Regions from separate parts of the Homo sapiens genome. Here region 1 is linked to region 2. Evidence: chromatin contacts called from ENCODE Hi-C or POLR2A ChIA-PET data. All regions are on one chromosome and are shown on one strand. Each heading gives the region's core, a stretch centred on a gene start or an enhancer-like site at or near the end of the contact. The rest is flanking DNA. Distances are from core to core; before and after follow the strand shown.

What was found. A loop is a pair of places that touch in the nucleus more often than their neighbours do. ChIA-PET counts read pairs that join two places held with the same protein, here RNA polymerase II (POLR2A). Pooled maps may share reads with other maps.
Region 1: a loop to region 2 is called in a pooled map, with 5 times the contacts of the local background. The contact joins the promoter of CCNB2 here to the promoter of ADAM10 in region 2. A Hi-C loop is called at or near these places in 7 of 50 pooled maps. POLR2A ChIA-PET finds 5 or more read pairs at or near these places in 2 of 52 experiments (activated CD4-positive, alpha-beta T cell and activated T-cell).

The regions. Positions count from the first base shown.
Region 1 is chr15:59,103,715-59,106,414 of GRCh38, reverse strand. CCNB2 (cyclin B2) reads right to left here and starts at 1,269. Exons shown (of 9, transcript NM_004701.4): 1 at 1,123-1,269. The coding sequence starts at 1,146. RefSeq lists an enhancer at 1,457-1,746.
Region 2 is chr15:58,748,314-58,751,013 of GRCh38, reverse strand. It overlaps ADAM10 (ADAM metallopeptidase domain 10), which reads left to right and starts at 1,307. Exons shown (of 16, transcript NM_001110.4): 1 at 1,307-1,534. The coding sequence starts at 1,480. RefSeq lists enhancers at 688-867, 1,958-2,087, 1,539-2,174 and silencers at 938-1,227, 1,558-1,847.

The sequences.
Region 1 (2,700 bases), core at 20-2,519, 360 kb before region 2:
AGGGGCCAGGGAAACTCAAGCCTTCCCTGAACAGAAAGGTTTTGACTATTAAATAACGTTATAGAATACATTATTATAAAAAATTACTTGTCAGTTGGACTTAGATCCACAAAAGGATATTAATTAAATGCTAAATGTATTCAATCTATTAGGATTCTCAAAAGTCACACTTCAATTTCTTCCAGCAGCAACTGCCAATCTGAAAAAGTGTTTGAAAATGTAATGCTTATGGGTAGAAGCCTGGTAATGTGACTCAATTTAAATTCATCTGGATAGGAAAATTGGCAGCTTTTATCTAACCTTATAGCCAAGATGATGGAACTCAGGTGTGTCAGGGCCCTCTAGCTTTCGGCAAAGGAAAAAAGTAGGTCCCGGTACAATTCAAGCCCACAGGAAAAATACCCAAAACACCATAACACTTTGATCTCTGCAAGGATGAAATAAATGAATTTGGACCCTTTTCTCTCAGTCTGCCACATTGGTCCAAATTATATTCAAAAACCTCTGTTACATTTGAGTAAAGAAATTAATTTTTTAAGGGGACAAACCCATTTATTAGTGAACGTAGCATGGAAGACTTAGCGTGCCGAAATAAATGGGAAACTCATACAAAAAGAAATGTGAACAATCTGAAAAACAGCCTGGCAGTTGCCTGATGAAACACGCCGTACACTTTACTGCCTACAGAACCCTTCCAGTCCTCCTCCCAGCCGCCATCACAGGTCCCTTAGTTGGCAAGGAGTTGTAAGAAAGGGGGAGGGAAATCCCAGGAACGTGGAAGTAGATAACTCTCTAGCAATGAAGAGCACTCGGGGATCGCTCGCTGAGTACTAGGCCTAGTGCTCTGGGGGCTCACTTGACAGGCGCCATCTCGGAAGCGCTTTCCTACACTTCTCCCACCCCGGGGCAGGGAGGGGTTAGGGGAGGGCGGAATCCAGACGGGGAAAGGCGGGCCGGAGAGGACCGGCCGCAGGGCCAGGGACGCGGGCGAAGCAGTGAGCTCCGGAGAAGAGAAAAGCAGCCCCGGTTGGGACGGAGAAGCTCGGAGCAGATGAGAGAAGCGACAGGGGAGCTGTGGGGCCGACGGACTCGCCTCTGAGAGCGGTCCCCGGGCACACTCACCGTCGGGCGTCGGAGCAGCGCCATGAGGGACGGGGAAGGCAAGAGTGCCAGCCCGGCCCAGGGAGGGACGCGGACTGAAAAGGGAGGACACTAGCGTACGAGGCGCCGTTAGGACTGCTCTCCGAGCCCGCAGCGCTGGGGATCTTCGACGCTGTAGCCTTGTTCCAGGATTCAAATACCGCGTCGCTTGCGCCCCATTGGGCGGCCCTGCGCACGGGTCGCTGTTCTCATTGGCCAACACAAGATGCACTCTCGCACTCTCATTGGCTGAATTTTCTTAGACACGTTTGATTGTCACAACAGCCGGTTGGGGTGTTTTTTCTGCCTACAGTCTTTTAAAAAAAAAAAAACCCCAGTCTCTGAGACAAACAAAAAGGAACTGTCTCATTGGGAAAGCAGACGTAGGACGCCTCTGAATTTTGACAAGGCCTCATCTACGAATTTCTCTCGACGTTTGTAGTGGGTGGGCGGAAGTTGGTTGGCCTTTATTCCTCTTCTGGTGTGTTGGGGTTTAAGTTGTGTTGGCCTGGGTGCAGGAACCGGCCCCTCCGGGTTGCTCAGGGATGCAGTGTGTTAGGTGGTTGAGATGCAAAAGTGTGCTTAAAAAAAGAGAGAATAATGGCGTTTACTCAAAAACCCAAATTCTCAAGTAAGGCAAAAAAAAAAAAAAAAAGATAAAAGAGATTTGTGTGACTGGTGATTCATGTAAGTTCTCCATTGTATTCCCAACACCTAGTACATCGTTTGTCGTATATGGTTGGTGCTCAATAAATGTTCGTCTAATAATCAGCCCAAGCAAAGAATTCATGTCTAAGACCCCAAAAGCAAATGCAACAAAAACAAAAATACATAAATGGGACCTAATTAAACTAAAAAGCTTCTGCACATCAAAAGAAATAATAGACAACCACAGATTAAGAGAAAATATTTGCAAACTATGCATCGGAAAAAGGCCTAGTGTCCAGAATCTAGAAGGAACTCAAATCAGCAAGAAAGAAAATAATGCCATCAAAAAATGGGCAAAGGACATGAATAGATATTTCTCAAAAGATATTCAAATGGCCAACAAATACATGAAAAAATGCTCAACATCACTGATCATCGAAGAAATGCAAGTTAATACCACAAGGAGATACCACCTTACTCCTGCAAGAATGGCCATCATTAAAAAGTCAGAAAAAAAGGCCGGGCGCAGTGGCTCACACCTGTAATCCCAGCACTTTGGGAGGCCTGTTGGGCAGATCATTTGAGCCCAGGTGTTCAAGACCAGCCTGGGCAACATGGCAAAACCCCGTCTCTACAAAAATACAAATATTAGCCGGGTGTAGTGGTGAGCACCTGTAGTCCCAGGTACTGGGAGGGGGGCGGGGGGCGGGGGGCGGGGGGCCGTGTGTTGGGGCAGGAGGATCCCTTGATCCCATGAGTCTGAGGCTGCAGTGAGCCATGATTGTGCCACAGTACTCCAGCCTGGGCAACACATTGAAACCCTGTCTAAAAAAGAAAAAAAACCTCAAAAAACAATAGTCAAAAAACAGTGTAGGCGTGGATGTGGGGAAAAGGGAATGCTTAAACACTGCT
Region 2 (2,700 bases), core at 58-2,557:
GAATTCCAGTTTATTACAGTATCAATAACATTAAGGCCGAGCGCAGTGGCTCACGCCTGTAATCCCAGCACTTGTGGGAGGCCGAGGCGGGAGGATCGCTTGAGTTGGAGGTTACAGTGAGCTATGATCACACCACTGCACTTCAGCCTGGCGAGACAGCGGATACCTTGTCTTTAGAAAGCAAAACAAAACAATTTACACACACACACACACACACACACTCTCCCTAATTCGGCTTGAGTTGGAGGTTACAGTGAGCTATGATCACACCACTGCACTTCAGCCTGGCGAGACAGCGGAGACCTTGTCTTTAGAAAGCAAAACAAAACAATTTACACATACACACACACACACACGCACACACACACTCTCCCTAATTCGGCCTACTCAAGCACGATACCAAATAGATGAAGAATATCTAATTAAATGGCCATAAAAAGTTCTAGTTCATGACATCCAAGTTTAAAGAATCAAAATGAGTTACGAGAAAACAAACACAAGCTTTAAGAAGTTGGGGAGAAGATGTGCGTGGATTCGCTTCAAAGATGTGACAGAGAGAAAAGAGGACATTTTCTGGACTGGAGATTCAAGACAGTCTGGTTCAGGTTGCATGCTTTTGCAAAGGCTAAAGCCTTAGTCTGTGACATAAATTTGTAAAGAGCTCGGAAAATTACATCTCGGACATGGTGTCTTTTTTTCCTGCTGCTTGAAGGTCTTTGCATTTATGTTCGCATCACTGGGGCAGCTGCCGCTATAATTACTGCTTGTTGGGACTTTTTGTTTACTTGGTAGCTGTGGTGCACCAAGAGAGGCAGAAAAAGAAGAAAAAAAACCTCTGTTACTTGTGACGTTAAGAAGTCGAAAGCAGCCCTGCTTACATCTTCCACGGACCATTTTAGCCCAAGGGAAGGTCCTCAGCAGCTCTAACACGTAGCGGAGCACTATCTCCGCGTAGGAGCGCTCCCGCCCCGGGGCGGGACCAGGACAAACCCCGCCTCCCAAGCCCAATCCCAGCTCTCCGCCGGCGGACAGGAAGCGGCGGCAGGCCTAGCAGCACGGGAACCGTCCCCCGCGCGCATGCGCGCGCCCCTGAAGCGCCTGGGGGACGGGTAGGGGCGGGAGGTAGGGGCGCGGCTCCGCGTGCCAGTTGGGTGCCCGCGCGTCACGTGGTGAGGAAGGAGGCGGAGGTCTGAGTTTCGAAGGAGGGGGGGAGAGAAGAGGGAACGAGCAAGGGAAGGAAAGCGGGGAAAGGAGGAAGGAAACGAACGAGGGGGAGGGAGGTCCCTGTTTTGGAGGAGCTAGGAGCGTTGCCGGCCCCTGAAGTGGAGCGAGAGGGAGGTGCTTCGCCGTTTCTCCTGCCAGGGGAGGTCCCGGCTTCCCGTGGAGGCTCCGGACCAAGCCCCTTCAGCTTCTCCCTCCGGATCGATGTGCTGCTGTTAACCCGTGAGGAGGCGGCGGCGGCGGCAGCGGCAGCGGAAGATGGTGTTGCTGAGAGTGTTAATTCTGCTCCTCTCCTGGGCGGCGGGGATGGGAGGTGAGGCACGACTGCGAGCGCCGGGGGCGCCGCGACCACGGCGGAGCGGCGGCCGGGCCGAGCGGAGCCCAGTCGCGCCTCGCGGCGTGCGCGTCAGTCAGCCCAGCCGGCCAGCGGCGCCACTCTGGCGGGCCGCGCTCCCCGCTCCCTATTGTCCCCCGCGCCCCGACCGCTTTCCCTTCGGTGGCGGGCCGAGGAGGCTCCCAAGCCTCCGGCGAGGCCTTCCCCGCCCCCCACCGCCCTGGCGGCCCCGGGAGGCGGGGGTCGCCTCCCAGAGAAGCGAAGTCGGGGCATCCGCGTCGCCTGGTGAGAGCGGTGGAACCCAGGCTGGTGGCTGCATCCCTCCAGTCTGCTCGGCGGGCGCCGGTGCAGGCAGCCGCAGCGAGGCTGGCGGTCTCGCCGTCCTCGTTCAGCGCTCATCCTGCTCACCATTCCTCCCCCAGCCCCTGCCCGGTGGCGGATTCCGAAGTCCTCTCCGCCGCCGAGACCCGCCGCGCAGACTCGTGGGAAGTTGTGTTGTTTGCAGCTGGGCTCGTGTATTGTTCTTTACCCGGCGCGCCGGTCCTGACCGACCCCATTCTGCAGAGGGGCCGCCCGTGGAGTGGCAGCAGTCATCACCCGCTTATCTGAGACTAGTGGCCTCGGTTCTTCCTGTGTCCTGTGTTTGGAGAGAGATCACAGGAGGGTGTGTTGGTGTTCTTGAAAACATTCTGTCGCCCAGGGGAAAGGGTTTGGTCGGGAGAAGGGTAAACCATTTGGGGATGTTCTTTGATTTGTAGGCTGGATTGGGTCTCTTAGAGTAGAAGTTCGGTCCCTGGGTGACCCAACTTGAAGAGTTTCGTTAAACTTTCAGGTGGAGTAGATGTACAGTGTAGTTAGTGGATTGTCAAAACAGTGCCCCCTCCCCCCTGCACATGAAAGTCAAATTTGCTAAAAGCATGTCATTTCTTGTTTCGGGTTTTGAAGACAACGATTTTTATTTCCGGTGTGTTCTAGGACCAGCTGCATCATTTTATTCTTGCTTAAAGTGCTTTATTTTAGGTAAGCTTTTTGACTTGCCCCAGAGTAAACTTAAAAACCTCAAGGTGTGCCTAAAAGCAACGATTGAAAAAATTTGAGGAATGCTTTGGATGAGTGTCTGTAGCCTTTGATAATTTAGAAAATAT